2 separate regions of the Homo sapiens genome follow, and region 1 is linked to region 2. A link is a loop called in an ENCODE intact Hi-C map of the cell type or tissue named here. Cell type or tissue: tibial artery. All regions are shown on one strand. Each heading gives the region's core, and the rest is flanking DNA. Links, peaks and the distances in the headings are about the cores only. Region 1 has its middle 310 kb from the start of MIR548F3. Region 2 has its middle 210 kb from the start of MIR548F3.

Region 1 (11,988 bases), core at 4,310-9,309, 100 kb before region 2:
GGTAACATATATCAAATTATATATGTGTGTGTGTATATATATATATGTGTATAGAGATTATGTATGTATAACTATTTATATAGTTATACATTATTATATAGTTATAACTGTATATTATATATACAATAACTATATATTATATATACAAGTGTATTTTGTACATATAAGTATATATACAACTATAATTTGTCCATTTACAATTACAAAAATTAAAACTAGGCCTGGCGCGGTGGCTCACGCCTGTAATCCCAGCACTTTAGGAGGCCGAGGTGGGTGGATCATGATGTCAAGAGATTGAGACCATCCTGGCCAACATGGTGAAACTAAAAATACAAAAAATTAGCCGGGCGTGGTGGTGGGCACCTGTAGTCCCAGCTACTCGGAAGGCCGAGGCAGGAGAATCACTTGAACCCGAGAGGCAGAGGTTGCAGTGAGCTGAGATTGCGCCACTGCACTCCAGCCTGGCGACAGAGCGAGACTCCATCTCAAAAAACAAAACAAAACAAATTAAAATTAACAAGATAAATGTGAAATTGACCATAAAAATAAAGTTTCTGCACAACAAAGGAAATAATTAACAGAGTGAAAAGACAACCATGAAATGGGAGAAAATATTTACAATCCATATATCTGATAATGAGTTTCTCTTCGATATGCATAAGGAAATCCTACAACTCAATATCAAAAAAAAAAAAAGCTAATAATCTGTTTAAAAAAATGGACTAGACTTGAACTTCAATAGACATATCTCCAAAGAAGACATACAAATGGCAAACAGGCATGTGAAAATTTGCTCAACATTACCAGTTATCAAGGAAACGAAAAGTAAAACCACAATGAGATATCCCATCACACCTGTCAGGATAAATATTATTTGTAAAAAAATCTCCAAACATAACAAGTATTGGTGAGGATATGGAGAAATTGGAACTCTTGCACACTACTGGTGGAAATGCAAAAGTGTGCAGCCTCTAAGGAAAACACAGAGAGGGAATGGGAAGGGAGGGCTCTGGAGGAACACTGACTTCTCTCACATTTGCACATTTATACAAATTTGCACATTTGCCTTATCTCCCTGTTATGGGTTGAATTGTGTTTCCCCCAAAATATGTTGAATTCTTAACCCCAAGGACCTCAGAATGTGAGTTTCTTTGGATAAAGGGTTGTTGTAGATCTAATTAATTAAGATGAGGTCATACTGGAGTAGGGTGGGCCCTTAATGTAATGTTACTGGTGTCCTCATAGGAGGATCATATGAAGACACTGAGGAAGAACTCCAAGTGATGATGCAGGCAGAGATTGGAGTGATGCAGCTGCAAGCCAAGGACTGCTAGCCACCACCAGAAGCTAGGAAGAGGCAAGAAGGATTCTACCCAGAGTGTCAGAGGGAGCATGGCCCCACTGACATCTTGATTTTGGACTTTTAGCCTCAAGAATTGTGATAGAATAAATTACTAAAGTTTTCTTAAAGGAATAAACTGAAAATAATGGATATAAATATTGCATTTGTCTGTCTCAGTAATGATAGCAAGACTTGATAACTGGGACATGGAGAGAAACAAAGTCCTTTTCCCCTTTTTTTATACTCCCATATTTTATTTCTAGAAATGACACATAAATAACAGACTCAGAAAGAGAATAATAGAATGCTTCAGCTTTATAAATGGTGAAATTTAGGAAGCACTAAAGAACTAGTAACTTTCTGCTCATTTTCAGTCAAACCATTGGAGGCATTGCTACTCAGGAGGCAGAGATGTTGGTTATACCTAATTTATTGCTGTTAGAAAAACTCTGTGGCCTACAGGATGGTGGCCAGAGTTGAATCCATACACTGCTCTTCTCAGCTCAAATTGAGAAATTTACTTTCCAATGCTTCGTGGAAGGCGGAGGCCCACAGACTCACTGCCACTTTAGTAGCTCTCTTACCAGGAGTATAATCCTAAATCAAAGGCCCTAGCCACAAACACTGTCAATCTGGATTCTTCCAGGTTTAAAAAACAATCCCCCTATCTATGATGATACTGGTTGTGATAAGCTGCAAATCATTCAATAGCTTTCCTGTGGGAACCTCACAAGACAGAGAAGTAGCTCACAAGATGCTATTTTTAAACTTTCAGATAGGTTTATCTCATTCAGCATAGAGGCTGCAGTAACAAAATTGTGATTAGAAATGCTCCAGAGAAGAAAAAGTGACATGTACTCATCTTTGGATGTTTTAGAACTCAAACTCTGTATCTTGCAAACTGCTGAACCCTTTCTAAATGGCCTTTATGAGGGTATCACCAGGCAAGGGGAAATGAGGCTGGCACTCATAAGTCATTATTTCTGTAAAATGTCTGTTCACATAATCCCTTTTGGTCAGGGTACCATATCTCAGACTCACAGCACTCCATGGCAGGGGGCACAATGAGGAATTAACTCTTGGACAGGAAACCTACTTAATACCTGATCACTTCAAAATAGCGAGTTGTAGAAAACTGTTTGTGTCCAGAATGAATTAATTCCTGCTTTGGGTGTGTGGTGGTACAGAAAGTGGTATGAAGTCGTGCTCTAGAAAACCCCAGGCATACAGACTGGGACTAAGTGTGTGACTTGAACAGCAATATATCATTCTTATTAAATTAAGAGAATCTCCCCAAATCCCCAACTAAATTGTTGATTTTTCATAGACCACCATAATAATAGAAGAGAGAGTTTCACCGAAGAACAAATATTTAACCTACCAACATGTTTGTTTTACATTCACTGCTAACACTTTTTCCTGTCATAAACAATTCACCTGAGTAAAGAAAACAGCAGTATAATTGATAGACTTAAAATTGTAATCATGTCAGTAAACTGCCTCATTTACTGACGCTATGTGTCAAAGAGTCACACACTAGGTAAAGGGGGGTGAAGCATCTTATGTTTTTAGTAACTAAAAATGCTATTTGCCAATACAAAGAAATGATCATTTTAATCTGTTTGCATTGTCCTTTATTGTGTGTAGTTTTACATATATGTCTTCTGCATTAATGGATGAAGTTGCTTAACTGTGGGCAAACAAGGAAGCCTCCCCTTCTCTATAGAAGGGATTTCAGGACAAGTCTAAATAATGGGATGTATCTATGTATCTGAGCTGAAGAAAAAGGAAGTTCAATACAGAGAAATAGTGCAGTTAGGTCTTCTAAGAGTTAAAAGAGAAACCATTTCTGCAGCAATGGCTGAGATTGTAGCTGGCATCTTTTTGCTGTAATTTCCACAGTAAGAAACAGAGATGAAGAAAGACAGGACTTTATTCCATCCCTTGTTTTCTTCCATATGTTCATATACCCACCAACATGCAAAAACAATGCTTCTTGACATAAACAGCACTTCCATTATATAACATAATATTTAACTGGAGAAAGGATATTATTTTGTAAGACCAATCTTGTAAGATTCAGGGTCCATGATTCACCATGGTCCAACTCTTTATTTTCTATGAAAGTCAGTCCCTTTGGGAAAGGTATACTTAGAAAATAAAACTTTGCATTCCTATGCAGACTTTTTACTGGTAAAGTTAATTTTACCCATGAGACTTACACATATTTTGTGAATGTTTTTAAATACTAACATTTTCTTGATATACTGGATATAGCATGGCTGAGATGATATCACTATTTGCTCAAATAAATAGACTTTTCTCATGCAAAGCATTCTTTTGGGGTTGATACATTTCAAATATCCTTGATTGCTTCAGGGGCTCCTTATACACTCCCTTTTGAATAACCTTTTGTCCCCGTAGGAGGCTTATCTGTGCTTATAATCATTTGACAGATTTTCCTCCAATTCTTAAAAATAAGAGGTCTCTCATTATCACAGCTCATTTCTTCATCTGTTTCCTTAAATTCACCTCCTTCATCCTTACAAACCTGGTTCGGTTTGTTAGCATTTCTCTTTTATACATCATTAATTTATTTTCACTGGCTCATTTTTCTCACTTATTGAGAAACTCTAGTGTCTTTCATTCTCAAACTACCCTACCTTGACACTGTATCTACCACTTGACACTATTTAGCTTTGCAGCTCTCCATGTTGTGTAAATGTATCTTGCTCTATTCTTATTCTTCTTTTTCTATAATATTAACTATATTCTAGTCCTCCATTTATTTTTCACTCCCTAATCCCTGTGATTGGCTTTCAGCTTCCTCCACTTTGGAAATTACTATTAGAAATTATTAGTTACTGTCTAATTGCCAATTCCAGTGAACATTTTCTACAGTGACAATGTATGCTTTCCCTTATTTGGTAAGTGTTGTTGAACCCCAGGCTTCTGACCTTTGCCCAATGCTCTTTTTCTACATATTCTTTTGTCGTTATATTATCTAACTTCAGCCCTTTCCTTGATGACTCCCGAAGCATTATCTTTAGGCTACTTTTATTTTCTTCAATTTTCCCTAGGTAAGGTAAACTTGCTGGAAATTTGGGACATTTAGATGTCTGGACCACTCCACAAACTCAGTATGTTTCAAATTAAACTTAACAGTTTTATCTCTAAAATGTAGATGGGCTCTTCCATCATCTTTTTTGAGCAATTCAGAAGTAACAAAATTTACAAAGAATAATTGAGAAGTTTCTAGTGTAACTGGCAGTAGATCCAGGTCCTGGTTAGGTCCAAGTTCAGGGACATGGCGGTGATTATCCCTGTTTCTAGCTTTACCCAAGACTAGATCTGGTTTCCTACAATACCCAGACAGACGCCCTACAAACTCTGACCTTACGTAGATATTAAAACCCCAGCATTTAATATAGGAATATTTTATCCAGATCCTTTCCTCCTCTACATTTCTCTTACTTTCTCCCCTCAGACTTACTTCAAAGTTCATGACTGACTGACTGGCTTCTGGAGATTTTTTTAAAAAATTAAAATAGAGCTAACTAGAATTTCTATGTTTAAAGGGTAAGTGTATGAAGAATTGATGGTTCGTGGAGGGAGGTATTCTTGTATCTACCTAGCCTGCAATATTGACAATATTGGCATGCATTTCTTATCTGGTTGTATCATTGGCCATCCAGCCAACCAAACTCAAAATGCAAGAAGTATCCCAGACTCTCTTTTTCACCATCAAGAGCCATTACTTCCCCAAGTCTTGCTGTTTTTATTACCTAAATATTTGACAATTTATTTCTTCTCTATTGGTTATGTTATGTTTGTCCTAGATTATGTCTTTGGTGTCTCTCATCTGGACTATGGCAGAGTTCTGTCACTGGTACCCAGGAGTGTGGTCTCCAAACCATTTTTCATGATGGCAACATTATCTATCCATAGTAGAAAACTGACTATGTCACTTCCATTCTTAAAACCTTTCAATGTTTCCTAAGCTCTTGATGTTGCTTAAAAAAACCCATGATCTAGCCCTTTCCTCTTGTCCTCATATCCTACTTTCTGACTCACACTTTATTCTTCCAAAAGGAGGAACTGCTTATAATTCTCTCCTTTTCCCTGGGTGAAATAACACCACTTCATATTTTTGTTGGACTCACTCTGAGTCATAATTTAAAATTCAAATCAGGCCTCACTTCTTATAGTATATCTCCTTTTTTTTTCTCTCCAAATATCCCATCCTAGTTTCTTGTGTTATCTCTATCACTGCAGATAACATTATTTTGTAAATATATCTTCATATGTCTTTGTTTCCCATTAAATTTTCATCCCTTTTAGGACTGAATACACAGGCTTCTGGAGAACTTTGCCCCAGCCCTACAAAGTATTGTCACCTAGTTGTTGTTGTAATTGTAACTTCAAAAGGCCATTCCACCATTCTATAAATCCAGCAGCTTCAGGATGATGGGGAACATGGTAAGACAAGTGAATTCCATGAGAATGAGCCCACTGCTGCACTTCTTTAGCCATCAAGTGAGTGTCATGGTCAGAGGCAATGCTGTGTGGCATACCCTGATGGTGGATAAAGCATTCCGTGAGTCCACAGATGGTAGTGTTGGCAGAAGCATTGCGTGCAGGATAGGCAAACCCAAATTTGGAGTGTCTTTTCCAGTGAGGACAAACCTCTTCCCTATCCAGGATGGAACAGGTCCAATATAATCAACCTACCACCACGTAGCTGGCTTATCACCCCAAAGAATGGTGCCATATCAAAGGCTCAGTGTTGGTGTCTGCTGCTGGCAAATTGGGCACTCAGCAGTGGCCATATCCAGGTCAGCCTTGGTGGTGGAAGTCCAAGTTGCTGAGCCCATGCATAACCATCATGGCTGCTTTGTTCATGGACACATTGGTCAATGACGGGTGGCTGGGGAAAGAGGCTGAGTGGTGTCCACAGAATGGATAGGTCATCCTATCCACTTGATTATTAAAATTGTCCTCTGCTGAGGTCACCCGTTGGTGAGCACTCTAATGGGAAACAAGTATCTTCACAGTTTTTGATCACTCAGAGAGGTTCATCTACATATCTCTTCACCAAATTTATTTGTCACCGATTTTCCAATTATGTTTCTTCCCTGACCATCCAGCCAAACCATTGGCTACAGCTGATGAATCAGTATAAAATCACACATCTGGCCATTTCTCCTGCCATGCAAAGTGCACAACCAAATGCACTGCTCAAAGTTCTGCCCACTGGGAAGATTTCCCTTCACCACTGTCCTTCAGGGATGTCCTCTAAAGGGGCTGTACTCCTGTAGCTGTCCAATTTCAGATGGTGATTGCATATCCTGCAGAACCATCTATGAACCAGGCCCTAGTCTTCTCTTCGTCTGTCAGCTGATCATAGGGAACTCCCCATGAAGCCATCGGTGCAGGCTGGGGGAAAGAAGGCAGGATGGCAGAAGTGAAGATCAGGGGCATTTGAGCCACTTCCTTGTGTAACTTACTTGTGCCTTCAGGACCTTCTTGAGCCCTATCACATATATACCACTTCCATTTAATTATGAAATGCTGCTGGGCATGACCCACTTTATGGCTAGATGGATCAGAAAGCACCCAGTTCATGATAGGCAGTTCAGGTCACATGGTGACTTGATGACCCATAGTCAAAACATTCAGTTGCCACCAAAGCCCAGTATTGGGCCAAGAGCTATATCTCAAAAGGAGAGTAGCTATGTGCAGAAGATGGCAGGGCTTGCTCCAAAATCTTAGAGGCCTCCACCCTGATTCACCTATGGGGGCCTGCCACAGGCTCCAAACAGCATCCCTATCTTCCACTGACACCTCAAGCACCATTGGATCTGCCGGGTCATATGGCCCAAGAGGCAGAGAAGCTGGCACAGCAGCCCAGACCTGTTACAGAGCCTTCTTCTGTTCTGGACCCCACTCCAAACTGGCAGCCTTTTGGGTCACTTGATAAATGGGCTGGAGTAACACACCCAAATGAGGAATGTATTGCCTCCAAAATCCAAATAGGCCCACTAGATGTTGTGCCTATTTCTTGGTTTTAGGAGGGGCCAAATGCAGCAACTTATCCTTCACTGTAGAAGGAATATCTTGACAGGCCCCACACAACTGGACCCCTATAAATTTTACTGAGGTAGAAGATTCCTGAATTTCAGACAAATTTATTTCCCATCCTCTGGCACACAAATATCTTGCCAGTAAGTCCAGTGTGTTTGCTACTTCTTGCTCACTGGATCTAATCAGCATAATGTCATCCATGTAATGGACCAGCATGATATCTTGCAGAAGTGAAAAGTGATCAAGGTATCTCTGAATAAGATGATGACACAAAGCTGGAGAGTTGATATACCCCTGAGGTAGAAGAGTAAAGGTATATTTCTGGCCTTGCCAACTGAAGGCAAATTGCTTCTGGTGGGCCTTATGGACAGGAATGGAGAAAAATGCATTTGCCAAGTCAGTGGCTCCATACCAGGTACTAGATGTGTTAATTTGCTTAAGCAATGAAATCACATCTGGTACAGCAGCTGTAATTGGAGTCACCATTTGGTTAAGCTTACGATAATCCACTGTCATTCTCTATGATCCATCTGTCTTCTGCACAGGCCAAATAGTAGAGTTGAATGGGGATGTGGTGGGAATCACCACCCCTGCATCTTTCAAGTCCTCGATGGTGGCACTAATCTCTGCAGTTGCTCCAGGGATCCGATATTGTTTTTGATTTTTCTAGGTAGAGGCAGCTTTAATGGCTTCCATTTGACCTTTCCCACCATAATATCTCTCACTCTAATGGTCAGGGAGCCAATGTGGGGCTTCTGCCAGCTACTAAGTATGTGTATGCCAATTATACATTCTGGCACTGGGGAAATGGCCACAGGATGAGTCTGGGGACCCACTGGACACACTGTAAGTCAGATGTTTTTCGGCTAAAACTCCATTAATTACCTGATTTCCATGAGCCCCTACTTTAAATGGAAGACCACAATGACCCATTGGATCCCCTTGAATCAACGTCAGCAGAACCAGTGTCCAGTAGTCCCCCAAATGTCCGATCACTTTTTTCCGCAGTGCAAAGTTACCCTGGTAAAAGGCTGGAGGTCTCCTTGGGCATGGACGGGAGAAAGATTAACAGCATAAATTGTTAGGAGTGTAGTGGGGTCCTTCCTCAAGGGTTCCCAGTCTCCTCTTTATTCAAGGGGTTCTGGTTCTGTAAACTGGCTGAAGTCTGGAAATTGATTGAGGGGCTGTGAGTCTCTGTTTTTATTATTCAAATTCATCTTTTGTCCATTTGACCTGGAAGTTTTCTGGTTATATAAATTAAGTAGGAATGCAGTAGGTTTCCTATCAATTTCACTTCAAGGAACACCATGATTAATTAGCCAGTGACAGAGCTCTACACAAGTCAGACTATTCTGATTGCTGATTTGCCTCTGCTGTCTGTTACAGTAGCTATGGCCAACCTTGCCTTTGACAGTTGAGTGCTGCCACTTGGTCCTGCCACCTCGGGACTCAATTATTCTCATTGTATTTAAATTTCATAGTTGAGTGTCTGTAGTTACCACTGTTAGATCTGACATACAGAGAAGAGCAACTACAGGGCTCTTCAAAGATGCAGGTGCTGCCCTCACAAATCTATTTTGAAAGGTATTGGTCAAGGGTATAGCTTCTGGATCCTCCCAGCTGAGCTGAGTAAGTCTAAAGTGACTAATCCACTCTACAGTCCCAATCTCCCTAAGCCTTTGGATCCCTTCCTCTACATTAAACTAAGGAAGTTCAGGTATTTCCAGCTCACTCACAGTGGTCCGTCTTTCAATCCATATTTCAGCTAACCAAGAAAATAAACTATCAGAACCTTTTTTAACTCTCTGACCTGCAACATTAAATGCAGAATCCCTACTTAGTAGGCCCAAATCAATAAATTCAGCCTGATCCAACTTTGTTTCCTTCTACCATTATCCCACACCCTTAATATCCATTCCCATGCCTGTTCTCCAGATTTCTGTTTATATAAATTAGAAAACTCAAGCAGTACTTTTCAAGTGCAGCTCACCTCCACATGGGACACACACTGAACCTCACCCTCTAGGGGCCCACTGGGACTTAAGTCTAATTATAGGTCTAGAAGCAAACAGGAATGTTGGGGGTGGCTCCTGAGGAGAATCGAAATTATCTTGCCAGGCAGCTGCCTCAGGGAAGGCCATCACTGTTCAACCTCAGGCAGTGCAGGGTTTATCTCCTCAGACAAAGGTGGAAAGGCTGATGGCAGCATGGGTCTGGAGGGAATGTTGCCACTACTGGGTATGGGGAAGCTGTTTCTTCTGGCAAGAAAGTTTCATCAGAGTTTACAAGCTCAGTGTCTCCAGCTTCCTCAGGGTCCTCCCACATGTCCCCATTTTAAGTTGCAGGGTCCCATTCTTTTTCAATCAATGCCCTCACTTTAACAGTAGACACCTGGTGAGGCTGTACATCCACCTTTTGTTGCAGGGCAGCCACTTGCATGATAAGAACTTGTGTCTGTTTTTCCACAGTTTCAGCTATTTCTCTACGGGAGAAAAGACACTGACTCAGGGCAATCTTAGAAGAGTCGAAGCTCAGTATCTGCTTCGGAAGCTGGGTGTTAGAACTCCTGAGTTCATCATTTTTTTCCATCACTTTATCCAGTGAACTTAGGAGAAACCAACCAGCTTCATTATGTTCCTTGGTTCTCCACCTATGGTCAAAAGTATTCTGTATAGTTTCACTAAACTCTTTGTCTGTCATAAGCACTGAATCAGGAGTGTCAAATGCATTTATTTTGTTTTACTCTCTAAACAGTTCCGATGAAGGACTATCAGTGTTCTCCATACTATTAGAAGTAGAGTTCTTAGCATTTTTCAGTCTAGTCATATTAAGCAGCCAACTCCAGAAACCCCAAAACCAATGAAAGAACTCCATCCTTAATATTCTGCTCCTCTAGAACCTCTAGAACCTGGTATCAAAATCTGTATTAGGGTTCTCTAGTGGGACAGAACTAATAGAATATATATATCACTGGGGTTTGTACAGATAATTTCATCATCCAGGTAATAAATATAGTGCCTTATAGGTATTTTTTCCGATTCGTTCCCTCCTCCCATCCTCCCCCTTCAAGGAGTCCCCAGTGTCTTTTGTTCCCCTCCTAGTGTCCACATGTTCTCATTGTTCAGCTCCCACTTATGAGTAAGAACATGCAGTATTTGGTTTTCTGTTCCTGTGTTAGTTTAATAAGGAGAATGGCTTCCAGCTCCATCTATGTTGCAGGAAAGGACATTATCTCATTCTTTTTTATGGCTGTACATAGGGAAGTATAATATTTCCTATAGTATTCCATGGTGTATATATACCATCATTTTTTTTAACCAGTGATGGGAATTTAGGTTGATTTCTTGTTTTTGCTATTGTGAATAGTGCTTTGATGAATATACATATGCATGTGTCTACAAGTGGTAGAATATGGTACCCACATATGATAGGTACCATATATATGGTGGAATAATTTATATTCCTTTGGATATATACCCAATAATGGGATTACTGGGTCAAATGGTAATTCTGTTTTAAGTTCTTTGAGGAATCACCACACTGCTTTCCACAATGGCTGAACTAATTTACACTCCCACCAGCAGTGTATGAGCATTCTTTCTTTCTCCACAACCTCACCAGCATCTGTTAATTTTTTACTTTTTGATAATAGCCATTCTGACTGGTATGAGATGGTATCTCCTGTTTTGGACCCCACTCAAAACTGGCAACTTTTCAGGTCATTCAGTAAACGGGCAGGAGTAACACACCCAAATTAGGAATGTGTTGGCTCCAAAATCCGAATAGGCCCACCAGGCCTTTGGTGTCTCATTGTGGTTTTGATTTGCATTTCTCTACTTATTAGTGATGTCGAGTATTTTTTCATATGCTCATTGGCTGCATTTTCTTTTGAAAAGTGTCTGTTCATGTCCTTTGCCCACTTTTTAATGGGATTGGTTTTTTTTTGCTTGTAAACTTATTGAAGTTCCTTGCAGATTCTGAATTAGACCTTTGTCAGATACATAGTTTGCAAATATTTTCTCCCATTCTGTAGGTTGTCTGTTTACTCTGTTGATAGTTTCTTTTGCTGTGATGAAGCTCTTTAATTTAATTAGATTCCATTAGTTAATTTTTGTTTTTGTTGCAATTACTTTTGGCATGTTTATAATGAAATCCTTGCCAACATCTACGTCCAGAATGGTATTTCCTAGGTTATCTTCCAGGGTTTTTATACCTTTAAGTTTTACAGTTAAGTCTTTAATCTATGTTGAGTTGACTTTGTATGTGGTGTAAGATAGGGGTCCAATTTCAGTCTTCTGCATATGAGTAGCCACTTATCCCAGCACCATTTATTGAATAGGGTGTCCTTTCCCCATTGCTTGTTTCTGTCAGCTTTATGGAAGATCAGATGATTGTGGGTGTTTGGCATTATTTCTGGCCTCTCTATTCTGTTCTGTTGGTCTACCTGTGTGTTTTGGTACCAGTACTATGCCTTTTTGGTTACTGTAGCCCTGTAGTAGAGTTGAAGTCAGGTAACGTGATGCTTTCAGCTTCATTCTTTTTATTTAGGATTGCTATGGCTA
Region 2 (11,988 bases), core at 4,490-9,489:
AGTGTGTGTGTGTCTCAGAGAAGTGTGTGTGTGTGTGTGTGTGTGTGTGTGTGTGTGTGTGTGTGTGGGTGTGTGTGTGTGAGAGAGAGAGAGAAATAGAGAGAGAGAGAGAGACTGCTAGCTAACAGTCAAGGCAGAAGACTGTTAGAGGGACCAGGGCAACACGAGATGGGTATCAAGATACACAGAGCCACTAAAAATAAAAGAATAACTAAATTAGTTGGAACAAAAGGCATCTTAGTTAAATACAAGTGACAGTGTCAGTGATGTTGTGTGGTCATTTATGAGTATAGAGGGTAAATTTGTGTTAAAGGACATTAACAATTTAAAGGGCTGGGGACAGAGTAGGCAGGAATTGACATCTGCTTGTCTTAAGAAGACCCCCAAATTCCTTTTCCTTAAAGTTTTCTACTATACCCTGTTAGGCCTTAAAAATCCAGGCAAAAACATTGTTAGACTGTTGTTCACATTATAGTTAAACAGTTGTGAATCCACAAGTGGTTCGATGTGTATAATAGATTCTTGAAGATTACTATTTTATGTTCTTTCAGGAGAGTAAAGATTTTTGTGTACGTAACTGTCACATATGGAAATAATGAGTTACTGGATTTTAGTATTAAGGATGTTTATTGAGAAAGCCTGAGTTAAGAGTGTGGAGAATTAAGTTTTTTCAACACGAGTATAGTATAATTTCATAATTAATTAGAAATTGTAAATTTAAGAATCCATAAAATACTGGTAATAAGGCGTCTTATTAGAAAGAATATTTATAACCACATGAAGAAAAACTGATTTAAAATAGTAGTTTCACCTTCTAAAAATTTTATCTGGGCCAGGCACGGTGGCTTGCACTTGTAATCCCAGCACTTTGGGAGGCCGAGGGGGGTGGATCAGGAGATCAGGAGTTCAAGACCAGCCTGGCCAAGATGGTGAAACTCCGTCTCTACTAAAAATACAAAAATTAGCCAGGCGTGGTGGCTGGTGCCTGTAATCCCAGCTACTCGGGAGGCTGAGGCAGAGAATTGCTTGAACCCGGTAGGCGGAGGTTGCAGTGAGCCAAGATCACGCCACTGCACTCTAGCCTGAGTGACAGAGTGAGACTCCATCTCAAAAAAAAAAAAAAGTTATCTGTAAATTACAGTAACCAAGCAGCTAAATATTCCACTATAATTAAATAAAGTATTATAAATTCACTGTAAAGGCTCTGCACTCAGCAACGGGTTAAAGAATCAATATGTCAAATAAAAAAATCAAAAGATAAAATGGAAGGCAATAAAAAAATTTACTGCACTTACATAAAAATTATTAGAAGTGTATTTCCCAATTAAGAACTCTTTTAGTCTTTGTTCTGAATATGAACTTCTCATTCCCACTGGTTCTGCCAAAATCTCTTCTCAATAAATTATGTTTTATTTATTAATTAATTTAAAAGACATCACTGAGATGCCTATAATATGCCAGAATCATCCTAGCCATAGACAGTAGAGTGATAAACAAGACAGAAATGGTCTTTTTCCTCCTGGAACTTTCAGTGGAGTAGACATAAAATGACTGAGAAATCCAATGAATACATCATATGTTTTCAAAATAAGTTCTCAAGAAAAATGAAGTGAAAAAGAAAATGGAGAGAAAGCATATAGGAGTATATTAGATGTGGTGTTAAGGCTTCCTTGAATAGGTGGCCTTTGATTACTATTGAATGCAAAAAGTGAATCACGTAAGGATCTAGGCTTCCCAGATAGAGGTAACACCCAGTTACAGAACTTAAAACAAAAATGTGCTGTCATGTTCAATGAAGAGCAAGAAAACCTTAGACAAAGATGAAGTGAGGAAAATAGTAGAAGGTAAAGTTGGATAGATGTTTTAGTTACCTATTATTATCTATTATGTACAATTAATATCTTGAAACAGCAACCACGTTTGGTCACAATTCTGCAATATGTGCTGGGCTCAGCTAAATGATTTTCTGTTGATTGTGTGTAGACTGCAATCATCTGGTGGCTTGATTGGAGCCAATGACCTAAGATGGTCTTACTCACATATCTGATGGCTGGTCCCTGGCTCTTGGCTGCTCATGTATGCCCAGTCAGAGTTGCTTTACATAGTAGTGTCAGTATTCTAAGAGAGTAAGCCCTAATTCCCAAGCACATAACATGCTTCTGCTTGCATCACATTTGCTGATGTCCTAAACAGCAAAGAAATCTTATAGTCAGGTACAGGGTCAATGTGGGAGGAGATGTCATGAGGGTTATAATACTGCAAGGCATGATTCATTGGGAGTTACAAGTATGAAATATACCACAGAAAGCGGGAAGGAGCCAGGTGATTTTATTTTTCCTTATATTGTTATTCTTTTTATCTTTTTTCTCTTCATTTTTTTATGCTCTGGACCGAGCATAAATCTTTATAGTTTTTCCAAGAGTTTGGTTATTTGTTTACAATTTTTTCCTTTTTTATTTTTTAAACTATTGTGGGTACACTGTAGGTATTTATTTATGGAGTACATGTGATATTTTGATATAGTCATGTAATATGAAATACACACATCATGGGGAATGGGGTAGCTATCCCCTCAAGCATCTATCCTTTGAGTTATAAACAATCCAATCACACTCTTTAAGTTATTTTAAGATGTACAGTTGAGTTATTATTGACTATAGTCATCCTATTGTACTACGAAACAGTAGGTCTTATTCATTCTTTCTAACCACTTTTTGTACCGGTTAGCCATTCCCACCTACTTCACCAGCCCCTTGCTACCCTTCCCAGCCTCTGATAACCATCCTTCTACTCTCTGTGTCCACGAGTTCAAGTGTTTTGATTTTAAGATCCAACAAATAAGTGAGAACATGCAGTGCTTGTTTTTCTGTGCCTGGCTTGTTTCACTTAACATAATGATCTCCAGTTCCATCCATGCTGTTGCAAATGGCTAGATCTCATTTCTTTTTATGGCTGATTAGTACTCCATTGTGTATATGTACCATATTTTCTCTATCTATTCATCTGTTGATGGACACTTATGTTGCTTCTAAATCTTAGCTATTGTAAATAGTGCTGCAACAAACATGGGAGTGCAAATATCTCTTTGAAATACTGATTCCTTTTCTTTGGGGCATAGGCACACCAGTGGGATTGCTGGATCAGATGGTAGCTCCATTTTTAATTTGTTGAGGAACCTTCAAGCTGTTCTCTATGGTGGTTGTACTAATTTACATTCCCACCAACAGTGTATGAGAATTTGCTTTTCTCCATAGCCTTGCCAGTATTTGTTATTGCCTGTCTTTTAAATATAAGCCATTTTAACTGGGGTGAGATGATATTTCATTGCAGTTTAACTTGCATTTCTCTGATGATCAATTATGTTGACCCCTTTTTCATATGCCTGTTCATTAATTGTACACCTTCTTCTGAGAAATGTCTATTCAGATTTTTTGCCCATTTTTAATAGGATTTAGAGATTTTTCCTAGTTTTTCAGCTTCTTACATATGCTGGTTATTAATCCCTCATCATATGGATAGTTTGCAAATATTCTCTCCCATTCTGTGGGTTCTCTTCACTTTGTTGATTGTTTCCTTTGCTGTGCAGACACTTTTTAAATTGATGTGATCTTATTTTTCCATTTTTGCATTGGTTGCCTATGCTTGTTGGGTATTACTCAAGAAATCCTTGCACACTCTGATGTCCTGGAGAGTTTCCACAATGTTTTCTTCTAGTATTTTTATAGTTTGAGGTCTTAGATTTAAGTCTTTAGCCTATTTTGCTTTGATTATTGTGTATGATGAGAGATAGGAGTCTAGATGCATTCTTCTACATATGGATATCCAGTTTTCCCAGTACCATTTATTGAGGAGGTTGTTCTTGCTCAAATATATGTTCTGGGCATCTTTGTGGAAAATGGATTTACTGTAGATGTATGCAATTTTTTCTGGGTTCTCTATTCTCTTCCATTAATCTATATGTCTGTTTTTATGGTAGTACCATGCTGTTTTGGTTACTATAGCTCTATAGTATAATTTGAAGTTAGGTAACGTGATTCCTGCAGTTTTGTTCTTTTTTGCTGAGAAGAGATGTAGCTATTCTGGGTCTGTAGTGGTTTAATATAAATTTTAGGTTTTTTTTCTAATTCTGTGAAAAATTTCATTGGTATTTGATTAGGATTACATTGAATCTGTAGATTGCTTTGGGTAGTGCAGACATTTTAACAATTGATTCTTCCAATCCATAAACAGAGGTTTTTTTTTTATTTTTTTAGTGTCCTCTTCAATTTCTTTTATCAGTGTTTTATAATTTTCATTATAGAGATCTTTCACTTCCTCGATTAAGATAATTCTTACTTTTTTAATTTTATGTGTAAGATCTTGAACTATTAGAAATGGGATTATTTGGTTTATAATAGCCATTATAATGGCTATTATAAATGGGATTACTTTTTTATTGTTTTTTTCCAATTGTTCACTGTTGGCATATATATTTTTGTATGTTCAGTTTGTATCCTGCAACTTTAATAAATTTGTTTATCAGTTCTAATAGTTTTTCTCTGGACTCTTTAAATTTTTCAAAATATAATATCATATCATTTGCCAACAAGAATAATTTCACTTCTTCCTTTCCAATTTGGATGCTCTTTGTATCTTTGTCTTGTCTGATTGCTCTAGCTTGAACTCCCAGTACTATGTTTAATAATAGTGGTGAAATTGGGTACCCTTGTCATGTTGAAGATCTTAGAGAAAAGGCTTTCAGTTTATCCTCCTTCAGTATAATATTAGCTGTGGGTTTGTCATATATGGCGGTTATTACATTGAGGTATGTTGCTTCTATCTCCAATTTTTTAAGGGTTTTTAACATAAAGGGATGTTGAATTTTATCAAATGTTTTTTCAGCATCACTTGAAATGGTTTTATCATTTTACCATATAATTTTTATCGTTCATTCTACTCACATAATGTACACATTGATTGATTTGTTTATATTGAACCATCCTTGCATCCCCAGGATGAACTCCACTTAGTCATGATGTGTGACATTTGTAATGTGCTGTTGAAAATTGTTTGCTATTATTTTGTTGAGGCTTTTTGCATCAATGTTCATCAGAGATACTGGAGTATAGTTTCCTTTTTGCAATGTGTCTTTTTCTGTTTTGGTTTCACGATAATACTGGCCTTATAGAATGAGTTTAGAAGTATTCCCTCCTCCTCTATATTTTTGAATAGTTTGAGTAGGATTGGTATTAATTCTTCTTTAAATGTTTGGTAGAATTCAGCAGTGAAGCCATCAGGTCTCAAGCTTTTATTTTCTGGGAAACTTTTTATTGCAGCCTTTACCTTGTTACTTGCTGTTTGTCTGTTCAGGATTTGAATTTCTTCCTTGTTCAATTTTGGTAGACTGTATGTATCTAGGAATTTGTTAATTTCTTCTAGACTTTCCAATTTATTGGCATATAGTTGCACATAGTAGCCACTAATGATCCTTTGAATTTCTGCATTACCAGTTTTAATGTCTCATTTTTCATTTCTGATTTTATTTATTTGGATACTCTTTTTTTCCTTAGTCTGGCTAAAGGTTGTCAATTTTGTTTAACTTTAAAAAAAAAAAAAAACTTTTTGTTTCATTGATCTTTTGTATTTTTTTCACTTCATTGATTTCTACTCTGATCTTTATTATTTATTTTCCTCTATTTATTTTGGGTTTGGTTTGCTCTTGCTTTTCTAGTTCTGTAAAGTGCATTGTTAGATTGCTTATTTAAAAATTTTCCTCTTTTTTGATGTTGGCAGTTATAGCTATAAACTTCCCTATTAGCACTGCTTTTGCTGTATCTCTTTGGTTTTGGTATGTTGTCTTTACATTATCATTTGTTTCAAAAATTTTTCAATTTCCTTTTTAATTTTTTTATTGACCCACAGGTCATTAAGGAATATATTGTTTAATTTCTGTGTATTTGTATACTTTCCAAAATTCTTCTCATTAATTTCTGGTTTTATTCAATTGTGATCAGAGAAAATGCTTGATATTATTTCAATTTTTTTGAATGTTTTAAGATTTGTTTTGTGACCTAACATATAGTCTATCCTTGAGAATGATCCACGCTGAGGAAAAAATGTGTGTTCTGCAACCTTTGGATGAAATGTTCTGTAAATATCTACTAAATCCTTTTGGTCTATAGTGGAGATTAAGTCTAATGTTTCTATGTTGATTTTCTGTCTGGAAGTCATCCAGTGCTGAAAATTGGATGTTGAAGCTACCAGCTGTTAGTGTATCAGGGCCTATGTCCCTCTTTAGCTCTAACAGTCTTTTCTTTATACATCTGGATGCTCCAGTGTTGGGTGCCTATATATTTACAATTGTTACATTCTCTTTCTGAACTGACCCTTTTATCATTGTATAGTGACCTTCTTTGTCTCTTCTGAGTTTTTCTTTTGAAATCTTTTTTTTCTAATATAATGATAGTGACTCCTGTTCTTTTTTGTTTCCATTGGCACAAAATATCTTTTTCCATCCCTTTATTTTCAATCTCTGTGTGTCTTTGTAGATGACGTGTGTTTCTTGTAGGCAACAGTTCAATGCGTTTTGTTTTTTCATCCATTCGGCCAGTCTATGTCTGTTAATTGGCAAGGTTAGTTCATTTACATTCAATGTTATTGTTTATAAGTAGAAACTTACTCCTGCCATTTTGTTGTTTGTTTTCTGGTTTTTTTTTATGTTATTTTCTTCCTTTTTCCTTTCCTTCTTGTCTTCCTCTAGTGAAGGTGATTTTCTCTGAAGATATGATTTAATTTTTTGCTTTTTATTTTTTGTGTACCCATTGTATGTTTTTTTGGTTTGAGGTTATCATGAGGCTTGCAAGTACTATTTTATAACGCATTCTTTTCACCTGATAACAACTTAATAGTATTTGCATAAACAAACAATCAAGAAAACTCATAAAAACTCTATGCCTTAACTTCAACCCCCTGCTTTTTAACTTTTTGTTTTTGCTATTTATATCTTATTTTACTATGTCTTGAAAAGTTGTAGTTATTATTTTGATTGGTTTATTATTTAGTCTTTCTACATAAGATCAGTGTAGTTTACACACCATAGTTACAAGGTTATGATATTCTGTGTTTTTCTGTGTACTTCCTATTACCAGTGAGTTTTGTACCATCAGGTGATTCTTTATTATTCATTAATGTCTTCTTTCCAATTTAAGTACTCCCTTTAGCATTTCTTGTAGGACAAGTCTGATGTTGATGAAATTCCTCAGCTTCTGTTTGTATGGAAAAGTCTTTATTTCTTCTTTATGTTTGGAGGATATTTTCACTGGATATACTGCTCTAGGGTAAAGGTTTTTTTCCTTCAGGATTTTAAACATGTCATGACACTCTCTCCTGTCCTGTAAGGTTTCTATTGAAAAGTCTGCTGGCAGACATATTGAAGCTCCATTTTATGTTATTTGTTTATTTTCTGTTACTGTTTTTAGGATCTTTTTTTTAATCTTTGACTTTTGGGAATTTGATTATTAAATACCTCAAGGTAGTCTTCTTTGGATTAAATCTGCTTGATGTTCTATAATCTTGTAGTTAGATATTAATATCTTTCTCTAGGTTTTGAAAGTTTTTTGTTATTATCCCTTTGAATAACCTTTCTACCCCATCTCTTTCTCTACCTCCTCTTGAAGGTGAATAACTCTTAAATTTGCCCTTTTGAGATGAATTTCTAGATGCTGTAGGCAAGCTTCATTGTTTTTTATTCTTTTTTCTTTTGTCTTCTCTGTGTATTTTCTATATCAGCCTGTCTTCAAACTCACTAATTCTTTCTTCTACTACAGCGATTCTATTAAAGGACTCTGATGCATTCTTCTGTATGCCTATTGCACTTTTCAGCTCCAGAATTTCTGCTTGATTCTTTTTAATTATTTCAGTCATTTTGTTAAATGTATATGATAGAATTCTAAATTCCTTCTCTGTGTTATCTTGAGTTTCTTTGAATTTTCTTAATACAGCTATTTTGAATTCTCTCTCTGAAAAGTCATATATCTCTGTTTCTCCAAGATTGGTCCCTGGTGCCTTCTTTAGTTCATTTGGTGAGGTTATGTTTTCCTGGATGGCGTTGATGCTAGCAGATGTTCTTCATTATCTGGGCATTGAGGAGTTAGGTGTTTATTGTAGTCTTCACTGTCTGGGCTTATATTTAGCTGTTTTTTGGGGGGAGGCTTTTTATATATTCGAAAGGACTTAAGTGTCATGATCTAAGCTGTATCTGTTTCAGGAGCACCCCAAGCCCAGCAACACTGTGGTTCTTGCAGAGGTACTGCCTTGATAGTCTTGGACAAGATCCAGAAGAATTATCTGGATTACCAGGCAGAGATTCTTTTAATCTTCCCTTACTTTCCCCCAAACATATAGAGTCTCTCTCTCTCTCTCTCTTCTCTCTCCTCTCTCCTCTCTCCTCTCTCTCCTCTCTCTCCTCTCTCTCCTCTCTCTCTTCAGAGGCATCTAAAGCTGGGGGTGGAGTGACACAAGCACCCCTGTGGCCATAATCACTATGACTGAGCTAGATCAGACCTGAAACCAGTACAGAACAGGATCTCACCCAAGACCAGTTCCTGGCTGCTGCCTATGTTCCTGGATACTGCCTATGTTCACTCAAGGCCCTGGGGCTTTACATTCAGCAGGTGGCAAAGCCAGCCAGGCCTGTGCCCTTCCCTTCAGGGCAGTGAGGTTCCTCAGGCCATGGGTGCGTCCTGAAGCACCGTCTGGGAGTTAGGGAGTCATCAAAAACCTTAGAGGTTTACCTGGTGTTCTATTGTCATGTGGCTGAGCTAGCACTCCAACCACAAGATGCAGTGTTTTTCCACTCTTCCCTCCCCTTTCTAATGGCAGAGGAGCCTCACCCCATAGCCGCTGCCACCCTAGGCCCAAGGAGTACTGCCAGACTACTGCTACTTGTTCCCGTGAGACCCAAAGTCTCCTAAGTCAGCTTTTCATGAACACTGCCTGGCCCAGAACTTACATTTCAGGGCAATGGACTCCCCTCTGGCCCAGGGCAGGTCCAGAAATGCCATTCAAGAGTCAAGTCCTGGAATCAGGGACCCCAAGATTCCCCTTGGTACTCTAGCCCCCCTGAGGTTGTGCTGGTACCTAAGTTGCAAGACAATGTCTCCTTTACTCTTCCCTCTGCTTTTCTTAAGCAGAAGTTTTCCTCTGTAACCACCACAGCTGGTAATGTGCTGAGTCTCACCTGAAGCCAGAAAGTCTCAGAGGCTCACTCAAGGCCCTTGATGTAGTACCTGGTTATTGCTGCTGGTTATTCAGGGCCCAAAGGTTCTTCAGTTATCAGGCAATGCATGCAACCAGGAATGGGTCCTTTCTTTCAAGGCAGCAGGTTCTCTTCTGGCCCAATGTGTATCTAGAAATGTTGTCTGGGATCCAGTGCCTGGAACAAGGACCTGATGACTTTGACTGGTGCCCTATTCTGCTGTGGCTGAGCTGGTATCCTAGATGCAAGACAAAATCCTCCTCACTCTTCTCTCTCCTCTCCTCAAGGGGAAGATTTGGAGCCACAAGCTGTGCAGCCTGGGGTTAGGTGAGGAGTGATACCAGTACTCCCTTGGCTGGCCCAGTTGGTTTCTCAGTATGTTGCATGCCACCTCAGTCAGTGGACTGAGTGGGCCTAGTTTAGCCCTAGGACTCACCTAAGTGTTACAGTCCTTATGGCCTAGACTGCCTTTCAAGTTTACTTGGAGATTCAGAGTACTGTAGACCTCAGTAGCAAGATTTGCAGGCACTCACGTTTGGACCACTGGGATGGGTGATTCCCCTTTGGCTAGGGCTGGTTTAATAGCTCCCTCCATGGGTGGGCATCAGCTGAGTTTGGTCTGGGTTTCCTTTCTGCTCTAACTAGACAGCACAGAGTTCAGTGCCACACAATTGCTGTGTTCTCTCTCCCCCAGGGCCCAGAGACACTCTGCACCATGCTGCCACTGCTGGGTGTTGGAAAGGGGTGGCATCAGTGATTCAGGACTGTTTTTATGAGTGCTCAACTGATTTTTTGATACTTACGAAGTTGTTTTTTTTTTCTATGTAGATAGCTGTTAACTTGCTGTCCTTGTGATGGTGTGGGGGTGATTGGTGGATTCTATTCTGCCATCTTTCTTTTCCCTCTCTCTCCTAAGGGTTTTCTGTCATTCTAGAGCAATTAAAAATGAGGGGACTTCCAGTTCCAAAATGGCCACATAGAAGCAGGCTTGAACCGCCCCCATCAATAATCCCAGAAAACAAAAAACAAGTATACAGTGCTGAGATTAGTACTTGAAATATCCCCAAACTCAAACATAAATATAAGACAATTCCTGGGGCCACAGAGAAGTGAAAAAACATAGAGATGATTGTATGAGAACCAAAATTCCACATCCATGACACCCCTCCTTCCCATTCTGCCCAGTACCAGATGTACAGAGAATTTTGCCCCAACTCACTGCTCTCACCCTGAAAAAAGTGATATCAAGGTAGACAACAACTTTCTCACCTTCTCGAATTCCCTGGCAGAATATTTGTCCTTGTCTTAACCCATAAGAAACATCTCAGGTGCCAGAAAGGAGAAATATCCCTGAAAACAGACAGAGAAAAAGTGGGGAGGCAGAAATACCATCCCCAGTCCTGGAAACTCTGCTTTATAACTCAGCCAAAGGTATGCCAAATCAGAGTGGCTGTTTAGCAGCACCATACTGTAGGAAGTTTGTTTCATAGGTCCCCAGGAGCAACTCCCTCACCAGCCTTTTCACACTGCTGGGACATGCTATTTACAATCCTTCCCCATTTGGAAAGGTTAATGTTCAAATCATTTACCAGAGGCAAAGCAAACCTGGACTTAAGGATCTGGCTGGGGGTGGAGGCAATGACCAAGAGACAAAGGGATCTCTGTGAAAAACATATCCAATAAAAAGCAAAACAAGGAAGACAGAGAAGACTAGAATAAATTCTTTAATACAAAGACATAGACATACATGCACAAGAAACAACAGCAAACAGGAAACCATAATCTCTCCAAATGGGCAAAGCAAAAAACCAGTAACTGACCCTGTTGATATGGCTATATGTGAGCTCTCTGACCATGAATTCAAAGTAGTAGTTTTAAGGAAATTCAGTGACCTCCAAAATAACACAAAAAAGCAGTTCAGAAATTTATCAGAGAAACTCAACAAAGATATTAAAATAATGTAAAAAATCAAACAGAAATCCTCGGAACTGAGAAACACATTTGCTGTGCTGAAAAATTCACTAGAGGCTTTCATCAGCAAAGGAATCAAGCAGAGAAAAGAATCAGTAAAATTGAACACAGGCTACTTGGAAACACACAGTCAGAAGAGAGAGAGAAAAAAAGTAAAAATGAATGAAGACCTCCTGCAAGATACAGAAAATTACCTCAAAGAATTAAATCTAAGAATTATTGATGGTCAAGAGGGAATTGATTAAGAGATGGGGTAGAAAGTTTATTTAAATAAATAATAACAAAAAAATTTTCAACTTGAGAAAGATAAAAAATTCAGGTACAGCAAAGTCAGAGAACACCAAACAGATACCCAAACAAGACAATCCCAAGGTATATAATAATCATGTTCTCAAAGGTTCAGGACAAGAGAGAATCCTAAAAGCAGCATGAGAAAAGAAGCAGATAATGAAAAGGAGTTCCAGTTGGTCTGGCAACAGACTTCTCAAAGGAAGCCATACAGGCAAGGGGAAAGTGAAATGACATTTTTAAAGTGCTGAAAGAAAAATACTGTCATTCAAGAATATTGTACCCAGAAAAGTTATCCTTCAAATATGAAGGAGAGATAAAGTCTTTCCCAGACAAACAAAAGCTGAGAGAATTCACCACCATCAGACCTGTCTTACAAGAAATACTAACCGGAGTTCTTTAAGCTGAAAGAATAAAACAACTGATATGGTTTGCTCTGTATCCCCACTCAAATTTCATGTCGAGGCCGGGCGCAGTGGCTCATGTCTGTAATC

What was found. A loop is a pair of places that touch in the nucleus more often than their neighbours do. Peaks named below come from ENCODE experiments on the same cell type or tissue, not always from the same donor. Only the 100,000 strongest peaks of a DNase experiment are listed, where the experiment ranks them.
Region 1: a loop joins it to region 2, with 2.0 times the contacts of the local background. A loop is called at or near these places in 1 of 110 quality-filtered maps.

The regions. Positions count from the first base shown.
Region 1 is chr5:110,198,423-110,210,410 of GRCh38, forward strand. No RefSeq gene overlaps it. Among named protein-coding and RNA genes, the nearest start is that of MIR548F3, 310 kb to the right of the region's middle. In tibial artery, for the core only: no CTCF peak of the experiment used is centred there; a DNase peak (open chromatin) is centred at 6,719.
Region 2 is chr5:110,298,174-110,310,161 of GRCh38, forward strand. No RefSeq gene overlaps it. Among named protein-coding and RNA genes, the nearest start is that of MIR548F3, 210 kb to the right of the region's middle. In tibial artery, for the core only: no CTCF peak of the experiment used is centred there; no DNase peak of the experiment used is centred there.